Regions from separate parts of the Homo sapiens genome. Here region 2 is linked to region 1. A link is a loop called in an ENCODE intact Hi-C map of the cell type or tissue named here. Cell type or tissue: adrenal gland. All regions are shown on one strand. Links, peaks and the distances in the headings refer to the core of each region. The heading gives the core; the rest is flanking DNA. Region 1 holds the start of SEMA4C (semaphorin 4C). Region 2 holds the start of ANKRD36 (ankyrin repeat domain 36).

What was found. A loop is a pair of places that touch in the nucleus more often than their neighbours do. Peaks named below come from ENCODE experiments on the same cell type or tissue, not always from the same donor. Only the 100,000 strongest peaks of a DNase experiment are listed, where the experiment ranks them.
Region 2: it touches region 1 in a loop (6-fold over the local background); 31 of 110 quality-filtered maps call a loop at or near these places.

Annotation. Positions count from the first base shown.
Region 1 is chr2:96,866,386-96,873,507 of GRCh38, forward strand. SEMA4C (semaphorin 4C) reads right to left here and starts at 3,695. Exons shown (of 15, transcript NM_017789.5): 1 at 3,491-3,695; 2 at 1,393-1,538; 3 at 1-46. The coding sequence starts at 1,501. It overlaps LOC124908044 (collagen alpha-1(I) chain-like), which reads left to right and starts at 1,989. Exons shown (of 3, transcript XM_047446878.1): 1 at 1,989-2,033; 2 at 2,200-2,364; 3 at 2,643-4,738. The coding sequence starts at 1,989. The coding sequence ends at 3,650. RefSeq lists enhancers at 1-284, 6,854-7,122 and silencers at 2,218-2,837, 2,888-3,047, 3,368-3,467, 3,488-3,557, 3,588-3,687 and 1 more. In adrenal gland, for the core only: a CTCF peak has its summit at 2,720 (motif pointing left); DNase peaks (open chromatin) are centred at 2,696, 3,056 and 3,726; H3K4me3 peaks cover 2,500 bases; H3K27ac peaks cover 2,500 bases.
Region 2 is chr2:97,108,469-97,116,600 of GRCh38, forward strand. ANKRD36 (ankyrin repeat domain 36) reads left to right here and starts at 4,685. Exons shown (of 76, transcript NM_001354587.1): 1 at 4,685-5,468. The coding sequence starts at 5,272. RefSeq lists enhancers at 4,135-4,234, 5,195-5,424 and silencers at 4,485-4,864, 4,945-5,074. In adrenal gland, for the core only: CTCF peaks have their summits at 4,011 (motif pointing left), 4,230 and 4,792; DNase peaks (open chromatin) are centred at 4,054, 4,263 and 4,753; H3K4me3 peaks cover 1,330 bases; H3K27ac peaks cover 1,249 bases.

The sequences.
Region 1 (7,122 bases), core at 1,740-4,239:
TCCTGGATGCCGGTCTGGGAGAACCGCCGTACTACCGTGGCCAGCTCTGCAGGGGTAAGCATGGCTGCTGATGGGCAGGACCCCTGGGGCTCGACAGCCCTCAGTCTTGCTCCACGAGAGCCAGCACCCCATGCCACAAGCAGATGCCAGCCAAACCCCCTGATTGGCAATAAAGGACACTTTTGAAACAGCCTTTGGCCCTGACAGCCCCACCTGGGCCTCCCTAGCCTTTCCCAGCCTGGGAGGAGGCAAATCCAGGCTGCTGGGAGGAAGGAAGGATATCTCAGCCACAGCTTCCGGCCAGAGGAAGCCATCAGACTGATGGCTCTTGCTCTCAGGGTCAATGGCACCTCCGGCCGCAGGGCTGGGCACCCCCACCCCACCTTCGCTTCCTCGGCGGCTGCTTCCTTCTTTGCCCTGCTGCCCACTGCCTCTATCAGAGTCCAGCAGAGCAGGAGGCACAGACGGCTATGAGTACTCCCTGCCTCAGGAAACCCTTCACTCCAGCAGGACCCCAATCCAGGCTGCCAGAGATGCGAGCACAGCAGGCCACTAGGACAGGTGGGGATGGCAGGAGGGGAGCTGGGCTGTGAGCCAGGCCAGGGAGGTCCGGAGAAACCAGAGGCTCAGAGAGCGGAGATGGGGCTGGGGCCTGGGAAGTCTTGCTGCCACCCGGCATGCAGGGCACTACGACATTTATACAGTCACGTGATTCCTACATCAGCTGCCAAATATGGCTGCCGACCTGTCCTCAGGGTCCCCCCAAACCAGCCTTAGTCTTTGCAGGCAACAATGGATCCAGACACAGACCGGCATGGCAGGGCTTCACTGGCACCCGAGTGGAGCCTGTGGGAGGTGAGCTCATCCCAGGTCCCCAGAGCGCACGGCTGATACAAACACCTGACATCACCTTTCACACGGGTGTGTGCACAGGGAGCACTGCTGGGTCCCCGCTGTGCCCCGGCAACCATGCGAGCATGTGCACATACACACACACTTCCAGGGCCACCAGAGTGTATGATGTGTACAGGGCAGTAGGAGGTCTTAGGGGGGCCTGGGGAGCCAGGGGAGAGAGCCTCCAGTTTATATTTATCCCGGTTCCAGTTTCTCTTTAGGCTCCCAGCGCCAGTGACAATTCAAGAAGCGAGGCGTGGAGAGGGCGAGGCAGAAGGCTCTCCCCCTCCCACACCTGGGCAGGCAGTCTGGGGTGGGGAGTTGGACAGAGCTCCCCCAGAGGAGGCTAATCCCAGGTCCCAACCCACACTGCCCGTTCTTCCAACTCGAGTTTCTTAGAAAGCTGTGCCACACACGTGAGAATAAAGCCAGCACACTATGGGGGCAACTCCTCAGCAGCCTGTCCCTGACTTCCTCCTCACCCCTCCAGGCACTCACCCCCAGAAGACACTGTCTTACGCGGCACAAGGTTCCACCACACCTCAGCCCCAATGCCCAGGCCCCACAGCCTTGCTGCCAGCAGCCAGACAGCCCAGTGTGGGGCCATGGCGCACGCCCCGGCTCTGAGCTTCAGGCCAGCTGTCCTGCTGAGGGAAAAGACATGGTCAGAAATCACAGCCAGAGAAAGCAAACCAGAGGGGCCCGCAGCAGGAGAGGCCACAGGACTCCTCATCAGGCCTTCCAGGAGCCCCGGTGCCCTCCTTCCCCTTCTCTTTGGAGGTGGACCTAAGTCCCCACACTTGGCCTCTGCCTAAAAGACCACAGGTCTCCCTGGGAAGCGGGGAGGAGTTGAGTTGGCTGAAGGCTAAACAGGCTCCGGGAAGCCCTCCCTGGCCTCCAGACCCACCACTACCTCTGCGCAACAGGAAATCATTTGAGAAATAAAAAGGGGACCCCCGCCCAACATACACACTCAGGCCTAAGAGGTTTGAGTTTCTTGAAAGAACCTCAGGCAGCAGGCCTTGCAGCCACTGGGGCTCCGGACCCTGCCAACACCTAATTCTGGGAGGAAGACTCCTTAGGGCGACGAGGGCATGCGGTGGGGTAGGCGGTCGGGAAAGCCCCAAAGGGGAAACCTGGTGCGGCCGGCTGCGAGCGGAGGTCCCGGTCCCGGCCTGTCCCCTTCCCCAGCGCAGACAATAGCCCTGCAGAACCCCAAACCCCGTTCCACATCAGCAGGGCAGGAGTGTGAGAAGGGCCGGGAGCGAAGGGGCCCAGCTTCCCGAGGCCCCTTTGTTGCCCAAGAGGGAGGCAGGAAGTGGGTGGGATGGGCGTGGAAATGACCAGGGCCTCATCCTGTTCCTCGCACTGCCTCCTCCGAAACACCAGCCCTCTGGCGGAGGGGCGGTGGGGGGACCGAGCTCGGGTCGAGTCGGGGACTCCGGCGGCGCGCGCAGGCGACGGGGGGAGGTAGGGGCGGGGACGCGAGGGGGTTCCTCCCGGGCCGCTGGCAACGCGCCGCGCACGGCCGGCACCCGCTGCGCTCCCGCGACTCTGACGAACCTTCCCAACTCGGGGACTGCGCCCCAGGGACCCTGGCCTGGGCGGGCCAGCGGGATTGGCTTCCCCTGCTCCAGCCTTCCCGTGCCAGGGGCGGAGACGCAGAAGCTGGGGACCTGCTCACCCCCAAACAAAGGGTCCCCGCCAAGACCCCGTCCCGGGTCCCCCCGGGTTCTCCCCTCCCCCAGCTCCAGGGATTTGAACGCAAACAAAGCGGCGGCGCGGGGAGCGTGGCGAGCCCGGCCTGCGGACGCCCCCTGTCGGCCCAGAGCCCCGGCGCGGGAGAGCGGGGGCTGCGCCCCAGACCAGCCCCCCAAAACGCCCGCGGCCTCATCTCGGCTCCTTACCCGAGGATCGGGCCGCACCCCGTGGCGTGCTCCGAGGATCCGCCCGGCAGCGGTGCTCCCACCCGCAGCTCCCCCCAGGGCGAGGAAACGGGCAGCCGGGAGGAGGGGTTGGGGGGAGGGGTGCGGGATCCAGGCGGGGCACCCCACACCCTCGCCCACCCCGAGCGGCCAGCCGTGGACCGCGGCCCTCCCTGCAGGGCGAGCGCTCCAGCCGGGGACGGCGCGGCCCGGCTCGGCCCGGGGGCCTGGCTTTCCGGGACAACCCGCCTCCCCAGCGGAATGGGCGGGCGGGCGGGGGGCCGCGGCAGGGAAATCCGATCCCACAACATCGGCCTCCCTCCAAGCCCGCCCCAAACTTTCCATCGGGGGTGGGAGCGCCGAGGGCAGTCCAGGAGCCTGGCGAGGATCCCGGCCGCGGACCGGACCGCGCGAGGAACCCTCGCTGGCGCGCCCCTCCGGCCCCGGGGCTGCGGGGCTGCAGGTGCTGTGCGCCCCACTCCCGAGACCCTGCGAAGCAGCCGCGGGGGTCGCAGGAAGGATCCCCGCGTACAGCCGTCTCCGCCGCCGCGGCTCCCCGCGCCCCAGCCCCTGTCCCTCCCGCGTCCGGCAGCCCCTGCCCAAGCAAAGGGACAAAGCGGCGGCTCCGGGGCCCCGCGGCTCCAGCCTCACGCAAGCCCGGCCTCGCTCACCTATTGCGCGCAGCTCCAGTCCCCGGGCGCCGCCCTCGCGTTCGGCTCTGACCGCCGTCCACCCCTGCCCCCGCGTCGCCGCCTGCCCGCGCTCGCCCGCCAGCCCTCCGCGGCCTCTCTGCCACCGCCCCTCCGTCCCCGCCCGGCTCCGCGCCCCTAGGCTCGGGCTCCCCGCGCCACCACGGCGGGCGCCGGCTCTTTCTCCAGCGCGGCCGCGGCTCTCCGCCCCCTTCCCCTTGACGTCAGGCTGGGGGGGTCGAGCGGAGGCCGGGGGCGGGCCGCGAAGGCTCGCTCAGGAGGGGGCTGCGACCCGCAGCGACCTGTGGACCCGCCCGCTCTCCGCCCGGGGGCTCGGACCTCCGCCTCTCTGGGTGCCCGGACCTCAACCCCTCCGGGTGTCCAGCAGCCCCGGGGCTCGGAGTCGCGGGCTGCGCCACAGCGCCTGGAGGGAGGTGGGGCGGGGGAGGGACTCCGGGTATGGCCACGGGGGAATCACACTCACCCGATCTTTCTGAAGTGTCCCCCGAAGACTCCGGGCGGGCTGGGCTGGGGAGAGGGACTCCCGACCGTGCAGTTGCAGGAACGACCGCGGGCGAGCCACGTCGAGGCGAGTATCCAGGGGAGGCACGCTGGGGGAACCGAGGCGTCTTTTGGGGCGGACCAGAGGGGTCTGCCGTTTGGCCCCCAATTCTGCCTCTTTCTAGGCCCCGAGGACCACTGGTCCCTGCCCTCAAGTCTGGAAAGGGCTTCACCAGCCAGGAAGACCCTTCAATCAACAGAAAGGGCCTGCTCCTGCTTCTCACGCTTTGGGCAAAGCGCCTATCCCCAGAAAATGACTCCTCGTGCCACTGGAAGGCTGATTAACAAGTGGCATGAGCCCTACTGTTCAGATGAAAGGGGCTGTGGGGAGCCACGCTGCAGAACCACCGCCACCTTCAGAACCACCAGCCTCCGCCCACAGCCACTCCTAGAAGCAACTTGTAGCTCTGGCCTCATGGGCGGTGCAGCGTCTTTCCTGCCAGCTGGTCCTCTGAGCTGGGCAGGTGGTTAGAAGAGGTGGTCCTCATGGAGGACACCCCACGGGCACCTGGAGACAGATGCTACCTCCTGGCTAGGGGCAAAAGGCAGAGGTGAAGGGGCTTGACGTCCTGAGGTTTGGAGGTAACTTTAAGCCAGGGTGCAGTCCTGGAGGGGAGGAACACTTCAGGCTGCGTCAGCAGATCTGGATTATAAATCAGTCCGACAGCAGCTTTTGTTCTGGGTTAAAACTTGGCATCTGAAAAGTGGAGACCAGAAAAGTGGTGGAGATAATTGAGAAAAGCAGCCCAGTTTGGTTTCAGTAACAATCGGGTCTTTGCTGGTACACATAATGGCCCCTTCTCCCTTGCTGGCCAAAGCCACGTTTCCCAGCTCTTTTCCACTAGGAAAAAGAAAAAAAGCTGTGGCCTTGGAGATGCTGGAGATAATGACCATGGGGTGGGCAGGGAAGGCCTCCTGCTTCAGCTGACAAGGTGGGAGAAGGTGTGTCACCCTCGTGTTTAGTTTATTCCCCGTATCTATTCAAGCGGAGGGTAAACTGAGATGCAAGTGCCCTCACTTGTGTTCTGTGCTTTAGATTTTTGCAGCTTGTCTTGATGTACATTTTCTTACTTCACCCTTATGACCACCCTTTAAAAAGTAAGTAATTTGGGAGGCTGAGATGGGAGGATCACTTGACCCCAGGAGTTCAAGACCAGCCAGGGCAACATACTGAGACCCTGTCTCTACAAAAGAAATTATTATTATTATTTTTTTTTTGAGACAGAGTCTCACTCTGTCACCCAGGCGGGAGTGCAATAGCGCGATCTCGGCTCACTGCAACCTCCACCTCCTGGGTTCAAGTGATTCTCCTGCTTCAGCCTCCCAAGTAGCTGGAATTACAGGTGCCTGCCACCAGACCTGGCTAATTTTTGTATTTTTAGTAGAGACGGGGTTTCACCATGTTGACCAGGCATGCGCCACCATGCCCAGCTAATTTTTGTATTTTTAGTAGAGATGGGACTTCGCCGTTTTGGTCAGGCTGGGCTCGAACTCCTGACCTCAGGTGGTCCACCTGCTTAGGCCTCCCAAAGTGCTGGGATTAGCCACTACGCCCAGCCCCAAATTAAAAAAAAAAAAAAACTAGCGGGGCGTGGCGGGGAGGGGTGGCTCACGCCTGTAATCCCAGCACTTTGGGAGGCTGAGGCAGGCGGATCACGAGATCAGGAGATCCAGATCATCCTGGCTAACATGGTGAAACCCTGTCTTTACTAAAAATACAGAAAAATTAGCCAGGCGTGGTGGCGGGCGCCTGTAGTCCCAGCTACTCGGGAGGCTGAGACAGGAGAATGGCGTGAACCCAGGAGGCAGAGCTTGTAGTGAGCCAAGATCACTCCACTGCACTCAAGCCTGGGCAACAGAAGGAGACTCTGTCTCAAAAACAAACAAACAAACAAACAAACAAACCAAACTAGCGGGGGCGTGGTGGCATGCATCTGTAAGTCCCAGCTACTCAGGAGGCTGGAGTGGGAGGGTCGCTTGAGCCCAGGAGGTTGAGGCTGCAGTGAGCTGTGATTGTGCCATTGCACTCCAGCCTGTAGAGCGAGACCCTGCCTCGACAAAATTAAAAAAATAAGTATTGTTGCTCCCCTTTTGGAGATGAGTCAAAAAGATTAAACAACTAGCCCCAAGTCATGGAGATAATTAAAAAAGATTAAACAACTAGCCCCAAGTCATGGAGATAATTAAAAAAGATTAAACAACTAGCCCCAAGTCATGGAGATAAAAAGGTCAGAATTTCTTTTTTAGAAACGGGGTCTTACTCTGTTGCCCAGTCTGGAGTGCAATGGCACAGTCATGGCTCAATGTAACCTCAGACTCCTGGGCTCAAGCGGTCCTCCCACGTGAGCCTCCCAAGACTACAGGTGCACACCATCATACACGGGACAGGGTCTCGCTATATTGCTCAGACTGGAAAGTTCAGATTTTTAAATCAGGTCTTGGGACTCCCGATTCTGTTTTTCCACAGAGTCACCATCTATCCTGACAATGCTCCATTTCATGCTGTTTTTCCTCACCTTCAATACTGCTCCCCCATCCCCCCACCTCTAGGTGTGAAGGTTACCAGGAGAGACCTGAGCTCGCTGGCTCTGACTCCAAGGTGGCCTCAGTGGAAAGTTTCAAAAGGCAACCGGTTTGGTTTCACTGGCAGGGCAGCGGCAGGCGTTTGGGTTCTGGAGGCCCAGGAATGTAGAAGCCTCCAGCTAACAGACTCCACGCGCCTATCCTCCCAAACGCTCTCGGAGATAAGCTCCCAGCTCCCTCCCCTTTTCCACCTTCATGCACTTCCTGCTGTATTCTGTCCATTCCAGCACTGGCCCTTTCTGTGGGTGGGTGGGCAGAGGATACAATTTCCTGCATGACTACTTGCTCATGATTCATACTTCTAAATGAAAGTACAACTGATATAAAAAAAAGATTTCTGGGTCTTCAATTAATAAAAAAATTACTAATACAGGTACCGGGGGTGGGGGGAGGTGCACGTACCTGACTAGTCTCCCTAGGGCCTAGCATATCTATGGAAGGTATCCACACTTTGGGACTCAGGCCTTGAC
Region 2 (8,132 bases), core at 2,764-5,263, 240 kb after region 1:
TGTCTCTATTCTAGCTAAGAAGAGTAACTACTGTTTCTTCACCAACTACAGCTTTAACGTTCTTTACCAATTATAGCCTTAACCCATTAAGGCTTTAATACAGGTTTACATCTTTCTACATAAGATTTATTAAGATACCCTGCTATGCTAGAATTACCCCCACTTCCTGACAACACCCAATTCAGAACAAAGCCCCATTTCCTTAAACCCTTCTCCCAGATTATTGCCTAACACAACCCCAAATCCTCTAAGTCCTTTCTGATGTCCTCTTAGTGAGACACCCCACTGTTCCCTGTAGTTTGTATTCTCCCTCACTTAACCAGTAATAACTCACTTCTTCAACTACAGATGTGTTCATGGTGGCCTTTGATTGGAGCCCATTAACATCTCCACTTTTCCTGGTAGCCCAAGGGAATGAGGAGACAGTAGAGGGAAAGGGCGGCTGAGGGCTCTGAGCATTGGTTAGAATGCTTGGGCAACAGATGGCTCTTCCTGTTTCAGTACCATGAGGACTCCCCTGGGCATTGGTTTGCTTTCCTCATTCCATGTGTAGCCTTGACTTCTCTTAGAGGAAGTGCACCCTGATGTCCCTCCACCTTGTTTCTCCTGTTTCTCCCCAGCATCTGTTTCCACCAGTCACCAGCAAGTGAAGGATCGTATAAGGACACCCTTCAGTGTCAGTGTGCTTCACTATGCTCAAAATCACCGGATTTGGAGGTGGATGTGGAGGGTGGGGCTGGAGGATGGAAGAGGAACTTAGGAGCTAAATGCTGACCCTCTCTATTTTGCTCCAGAATGTTCTTTTCCTTTCTCTCTTTGAGTCACCAGTTTCTTTACTGTATTAGGCTATGCCCCTTTCCTTGTTTTATTGCTATCAGTTATTTCTTATTGGCCTTTATAATTTTGTTAGTACCGGGATGGAAAACTCTACAATATTGTTTTTTTCCAATACCGAAGGCATCTCCTCTCCTCATCCCTGCTCTCTCCCTCCAGTTAAAAAAGATAAACACTCCCTGTTGACAAATGTCTTTTCTCTTTTCTGTAGACTCTGCGAGTTCTCCTTTCAGTTTATGCTTTTGGAAACAAAAGTCCTTGTCTGTCCTTCAGGTGTGAGTCAGAGCCAGATTCCTGACTAAATGGAGGGAAGGTTAAGAAAAAATACAATGAGAAATTCATTATAAGAAATTATTTTGTTGTCATCTAGTCATGTAAGTTTTGTCTTTAGTGGTGGTAACGTGCTCATTCATCGTAGTTCGTTGCTCATGCCACGTGGTCATTGTCTCATGCTTATGGGCACCTCTCTTTAGTGACACCCACCTATTGGGGGGAGTCCCATTTGTAAAGAATTTTGTTGATGTGCTGAATACAAATTGATTTCCTACAGTCTTGTCTGTTTTGGGCTGCTATGAGAGAATACCATAGACTGAGTAATTTATAAACAACAGAAATTTGGTTTTTTCACAGTTCTGGAGGCTGGGAAGTCCAAAATCCAGGGGCCATTAGATTCATTGTCAGGTGAGTGTCTGGTCTCTGTTTCCAAGATGTCGCCTTGAAGGCTGCATCTTCCAGAGAGGAGGAGTGCTGTGTCCTCACATGGCAGGAGACTGAAGGGCAAAAGGAGTCTAACTTCCTCCATCATTCCTTTTTCTAAGCATATTTAATCCTATTCATGAAGGCAGAGCCCTCATAGCCTAATCACCTCCAAAAGTCCCCACCTCTTAATACTATCACATTTGTAATATTTGATTTCTGGAGGGGATACATTCAAACCATAGCAGATGCTCATGAAAGTAGAAACAGTGGCTAATGCCAGAGAAAGAAGCTGAGGATCTGGGAAGTCTTACTTGTGGATTTTACGTTGTATGTTCCATTCCCACATGTAAATAAATGAGTTAATTGAAATGGAAGAAAATGAGGAAAGATGGAGAATTGTGTCATGGAACAATGGACAGCAGTCATAACATAATGGGTGAAAACAAAGCTCAAATACATGAGGATGATTATATCTTTAATAGCATCTCGAAGCTGTAAGAGATCATCAAGTCTTGACTTCTATGTTAAAAAAGAAAGAAAACTGATGACCCATATTTAAACTGAGGCATGTGACATTTCTGCTCTACTCAGCACTCTTCACTCATCTAACAAAAATTCATTATGGCTTCTTATGTTCCAGGCACTGGGCTAGGTGTTTAAGGAAGACAGAGGGAGGAAATAAAAATTTTTATAAAACAGTCTTTGTCCTCAAGCAGCTCACAGGGCAGAGAGACCCTGACAGAGTAGAGACTTCATGAAGAGTGGGGATGGGAAGGGCATTCTCTCCACACGCATCCCTGTCCCACCTCGGAGATTTCCTCCTCAGAACGCTACCTCTTACTGCTTTCCTGTCTCACTCTTTCCAGCTCTCAGTTTAGAAGGTGTTTCCTCAGAGCACCCTTGCTGACCTCTCAAGTCTGGTGAATGGCCCTTCTCACTGGTGCCTGGATGCCCTGTGTGCTCCTGTCATGCACACAACACAGCATAGTAAAATGCCTGGTGTATGTGTTTGTCTTTTCAATACTCTGAGCTCTGCTCATTGGCAAATCTCAGGACATAGCACAAGATGTGGCCCCTAAACGTTAACTGAATGAACGAATGGAATCACTGGTATCTCTTTAGCTTGAAGAATAGAAAGCCCTTGTAGGACAAAGACGATTGGGAGAAATGTGAAGTCTGGCGTGGACTCTGTCAGAAGACAGAACTGAACCAATGGATGGACTTAGAAGAGAGAGACTTCGGTTTCACATCAGGAATGATATCATAGTCAGAACTCACCACACACATAATAGGTTAGATGAGGGAGGAGGGAGTCCTTCATTGCAGGAGTTTTAAAGGTAAATACAAGAAATGGGAGGCACTTGGCCTGGCGCGGTGGCTCAGGTCTGTTAATCCCAGCACTTTGGGAGGCCGAGGCCAGTGGATCACAAGGTCAGGAGTCGAGACCAGCCTGGTCAAGATGGTGAAACCCTGTTTCTACTAAAATAGAAAAATTAGCCGGGTGCGGTGGTGGGCACCTGTCATCCCAGCTAATTGGGAGGCTGAGGCAGAAGAATCACTTGAACCTGGGAGGCAGAGGTTGCAGCGAGCCAAGTTTGAGCCACTGAACTCTAGCCTGGGCGACAGAGCAAGACTCCGTCTAAAAAAAAAAAAAAAAAGAAAGAAATGGGAGGCACTGAGTTTCTGGCTCAGTTTGCTGATGCCAGAAATACAGAGATGACTGATCAGTAAAATCCACTAAAAAGTGTGTGACAGGTTTCTTTTTCCTTATATTTTTCTTTTTTAAATACAAAAGTAATACCAGCCCACTGAAAATTTGAAAAGTATATGGCATTAAAAAGAGAAAAATAACATCTGATAATCCAACAAGATAAACCCTCTAAAATTTTTCTCTTTTTAAATGAATATAGTTAAGCTTGAAATAGAATTTTAAATTTATCTTGATGTTTTACTCAACAACGTAGAAGCATCTTTTATGTCATTATTTTAAGTCACAAGCACTTTTAGTGATGATGATTAAAAGAACCATTTGTTTTTTCCTTACTGTTCCCTGTTTTTAGATTTTTGGCTAGTGTCTAATTTTTCCCTGTTATAAATAATGCTGAGATGAACAGAATATGTAGATTTCTAATAATTTGCAAATGAACAGCATATGAAAAACATGAGCAAAAATTTTGCAGTTATAATTACTCAACACGTTTTAAATAAATTACTTTTATTTTGAGCGTTCATTCTTAAATATGTTATAGGAAGTAAGTAAGAAGCATTCCTTACTCCTTAGAATTTTGTTTATAAATTAGTGATGAATTGGAAAGGGTAGCTTGCCCCTGGAATTCTCTGATAAGCACAGGTGATGAGGAAAATGGAAAAATCCAAGAATTCCTTTGTCTTTCCTTAATAGTCAGCTTTAAGTGCAGTGCAGGCGTGCCCTCTAGCGGCCAAATAAAAAATAAAGAAATACGGGAAACCTTCAGCATTGTAACAATCGCACGTCCCCATCTAGTGGCTAACGTGTGTAAATGCAGCTTTTCTAATCACAATAGCGAATGTTACTTGATTTATATTTGTCTCATGAGGTGAAGAACTGGGAGGAATCTTAGAGATCACGTATTTCAACTTCCTCACGGAGTGGCATGCAGGCAGCAGCCTTGGGAACCCCGATTGCCCCTCCTCACACCTGCCCATCACAGGACTCGGGCGACAGGGTGGTGAAGTCAGGCTGTGGCCCCAGCGGCGCCACGAGGCCGAAAACAGGCGCTCAGCCTCATCCCCGTGGCTGCAGAGTGCCAAGCGTCAGGTCCTGCGCTCTGGGCGCGGGTCAGGAGCAGCTGGCAAGGGCAGCGCAGCCTGTGGGGCCCTTGGGCGCGGCCGGCCGCAGCTCCGGGAAGCCACGTCAGCCCACGGGCGCTGCAGCTGCAGCCGCCACCAGCACATGGAGCAGGGGTCCCCGAGGATTGGGAATCCCCGACCAGGCCTGCGCCTCCAGCCGCGCGGACCCCGGGGCCAGCCTGGCCGCGGCAAGTCAGGCAGTCTGCGGCAGGAGCGCCGGGCATGGGCTTCCGCCGGGGGTGCAGGAGGCGCGCACCCTCCGGCCGGATGGGGGCGCACTCAGGGCCCAGGAGGCCATCCCACGGGAGCCCCGCCAGCCCCCGCCGGAGCCCGAGCTGCAGTGCCGCCTACAAGTGGTGCGCTGGCTGCAGCTGTGGCAACCCCGGATCCCGTCCTCCCGCCTCGCACCCATCAGCGCGGACCCCGGGGGCGACGCAGTGGCGAAGTGGGGCTGTGGGCCCAGCGGTGGCACCAGGCGGAGAAGCACCACTCAACCCCATCCCTGGGCTGCAGAGGGCCCAGCGCGGGGGACTCCGAGCGTCGGGAGCCTGTGGAAGAGAAGAGCGCGCGGGCGACAGTTAAACAGGCCCTGGGGCAGGGCGCGCCTCGCGCTCCAGGGAGCCCCGCCCTCCCGCGGCACCTCCGCAGCAACCGCCGCCTGCACTGGGCGCGCGAGAGCTGCTAGGGCGGTTTCTCTGCCTCGGGCCTGTTGGGCAGGGCCGGCTAAGGTGCGCGTGCTCGCTGGTTCTAACCCTTCTGTTGGGCGTTTCTGCTGAGAGGCGGGAGGCGCTGAGAGTCTGTGCGGAGGTCCGTGGACAGACTGCTTTGCTCGTTGTTGCTCTTCGGAGGCGGCGATCCCCGAAGGCGAGCTGAAATACGGCTGCAGGCTACAATTTGCAGCCGACGATTATGGAAGACGGCAAGCGGGAGAGGTGGCCCACCCTCATGGAGCGCTTGTGCTCGGATGGCTTCGCATTTCCCCAATACCCCATTAAACCGTATCATCTGAAGAGGATCCACAGAGCTGTCTTACATGGTAATCTAGAGAAACTGAAGTACCTTCTGCTCACGTATTATGACGCCAATAAGAGAGACAGGAAGGAAAGGTAATGGGGGCCGGGAGCCGGGGCTGCGGGAGGAGGCCTGTGGATGTGGAGAAGTACCCCTTTCCAGGCTGAGGGCTGCGGGGCGGATGGTCCGGGGCTCGGGGTTTGGACGGGGGCTAGGGGGTGCCCGGCTGGGGTGGGAGTGAGTGGAGCGGGGCCTGGGGAGTGGCGGTATATGGGGTGGCGGGGTGTGGAGTGAGTTGGGGGATGGGAGTGGGGAGTAGGGGGTGCATGGGGTGGGGGCGTGAATGGGCTGAGGTGGACGGAATGAAGGCTTGGGGGGTAGGGGCGTGGACGGTGTGGGGTGGGGAGATGGGGTGAGGGTTCAATGGGATAGAGGACTGGAGGTGGGGGTGAGGGGTGGGGGTGAATGGGGTGGGGGAAAGGGGTGCAGAGGTGAGGGGGGCGAGTCCTGTCACCAAAGGGGCTGGACTTTCTTTCCTGGCAGGCTCAGCCGCACCTGGGATGTGGAAACCTTGGCGGGGGCGAGCACCCAGGTCATTTTCACAAGCAGCAAAACAAAAACAAAACTTCAGCTGGTTTCCAATCACTCACCATGCTGCTTCTTTATAAATCATTTTAAAGTGATTTCACTAATAAAATTCAGCATGTACAGCGTTTTATTTTTAACGTGCACATTTTAAAGCATAATGTTACATACATTATGGAAAGGTGCATAATGAGAGAAATCATTTCCATAATATATCAACTTCCTGGCTAAAAATTCTTTGGATAAAAATCCAATATTTATTTGATATCAATGGACACCTATGTCAATTTGGTTTTCACTGAGGGACCTTAGAGGGAAACTTTGAAGTGGGAAGATGGTCTGTGTTCTTGAATAGAAAGACACATTTTTCTAAAGTTCTGAGCTCTTTCTGTGTTTATAAATTTTACATAATCCAAATAAAGTTATCAAAGTGTTAACATTTTTGAATTACTCATGCTGTCTTTTACTATTGTGACGACATCAAGAAAACTTTTGAAATGGAGTCAAAAAAGACTTGCCTTTCTAGATATGAAAATGTGCTGTTAATTTCCACAAGTTATTTACTAACAGCTGAAACAACAAATCAGTGAATGGAACAGGTTAGAAAATCCAGGAACACACCAATATGTGTAAGAATTTATTAGGTTGGTGCAAAAGCAATTGCGGTTTTTGCCGCAATTACAAGTAATGGCGAAAGCCGCAATTGCCTTTGCACCAATCTAATAGAATTGGATAATGGTGACATTTCATATTAGTAGGAAAAGATGAATTACTCATAAATGAAGTGCCTGCTAACTATTTGGAGAAATCTGGCTAGATTTTTATGTCACAGAAATAAATTCGTTATGGAATGTAGATTAAAAATTTTAAATGCACAAAATAAGAAAGATAACAGAAAAAAACACAAATGCCTACTTATATTGATGCATGTTTATATTCCTACAAATATCACAAGCACACATTCTGAAGGTCGATTTAGCAAAATAAAAAAAATCCAGTTTATAAGAAAAAATTAACAAAAGACAATATGTGTATATACATATTAGATAAAAAAGTGATTTTCATTTTACAGAGAATTCTTCAAATAAACAAGAACTCTCATTTAAAATAGAGCAAAGCATTTATTTTTCAGATGTTCAAGCAACCTATGCACATGGGAAAAAATATTTAGTGTTCCTGGGAGGAGAAGGTATTTAAGTTAAAAAAGGAATGAAATACTATTTTCTATCACAAGTTTGTGAGGGTAAAGGGTAGCAGTACATATACTGCTGTTGAAAGTTTACATTTCTGATGACTTTTCAAATAGACAATTTTTTGGTAAGTATCACACTGTAAAAATGTATGTGCCCTTCACCCATCAATTCCATTATACTAAAATATCTCTAGGAAATAGAGATACATGCAATTTGTTTTTCTCAGCACTGCTTAAAATAGCAATGTATTTGGAAAACCCCTTATAATGGATTTTATAAATTTTATAAATTTATCAATAAATTTCAGTGCATCCATAGGATGGGACAATATGGGACCTTTGCAGATGTCAGTAGATACAGATGTATGTTGAGGTGTGAAGATGTACTCTGAAAAAAAGTTGGTTTGATTATACATACACACAAACAATCTATGGTGTTTGTAAGCCAAATATGTGTACAAAATGTAACATTTCTTCTTTTCTGGCAGGTGTATTGTGATATTTTCTCTTATCTGTGATGTATAAATGATCAGTATGTTTAAAACTTCTAGTAAATGTTTTTTATTAATGAAATTATCCTTGGAAAAAGAAGAAATATAAATCTTGCAAAGAAAAAATAATTCTCAGTTTCTATTTTATTTTATTATTTATGTCTTTGTTTGTTTGTTTATTTTTGAGATGGAGTCTCACCCTGTTGCCCAGCCTGGAGTGCAGTGGCATGATCTCGGCTCACTGCAATCTGCCTCTCAGGTTCAAGTGATTCTCCCACCTCAGCCTCCTGAGTAGCTGGGATTACAGGTGTGCGCCTCCATGCCCAGCTAATTTTTGTATATTTTAGTAAAGACGGGGTTCACCATGTTGGCCAGGCTGGTCTCAGACTCCTGACCTCAGGTGATCCCCGTGCCTCGGCCTCCCAAAGTTCTGGGATTACAGGTGTGAGCCACTGTGCCTGGCCTTATTTTTATTTTTTTGTTTATTGGTA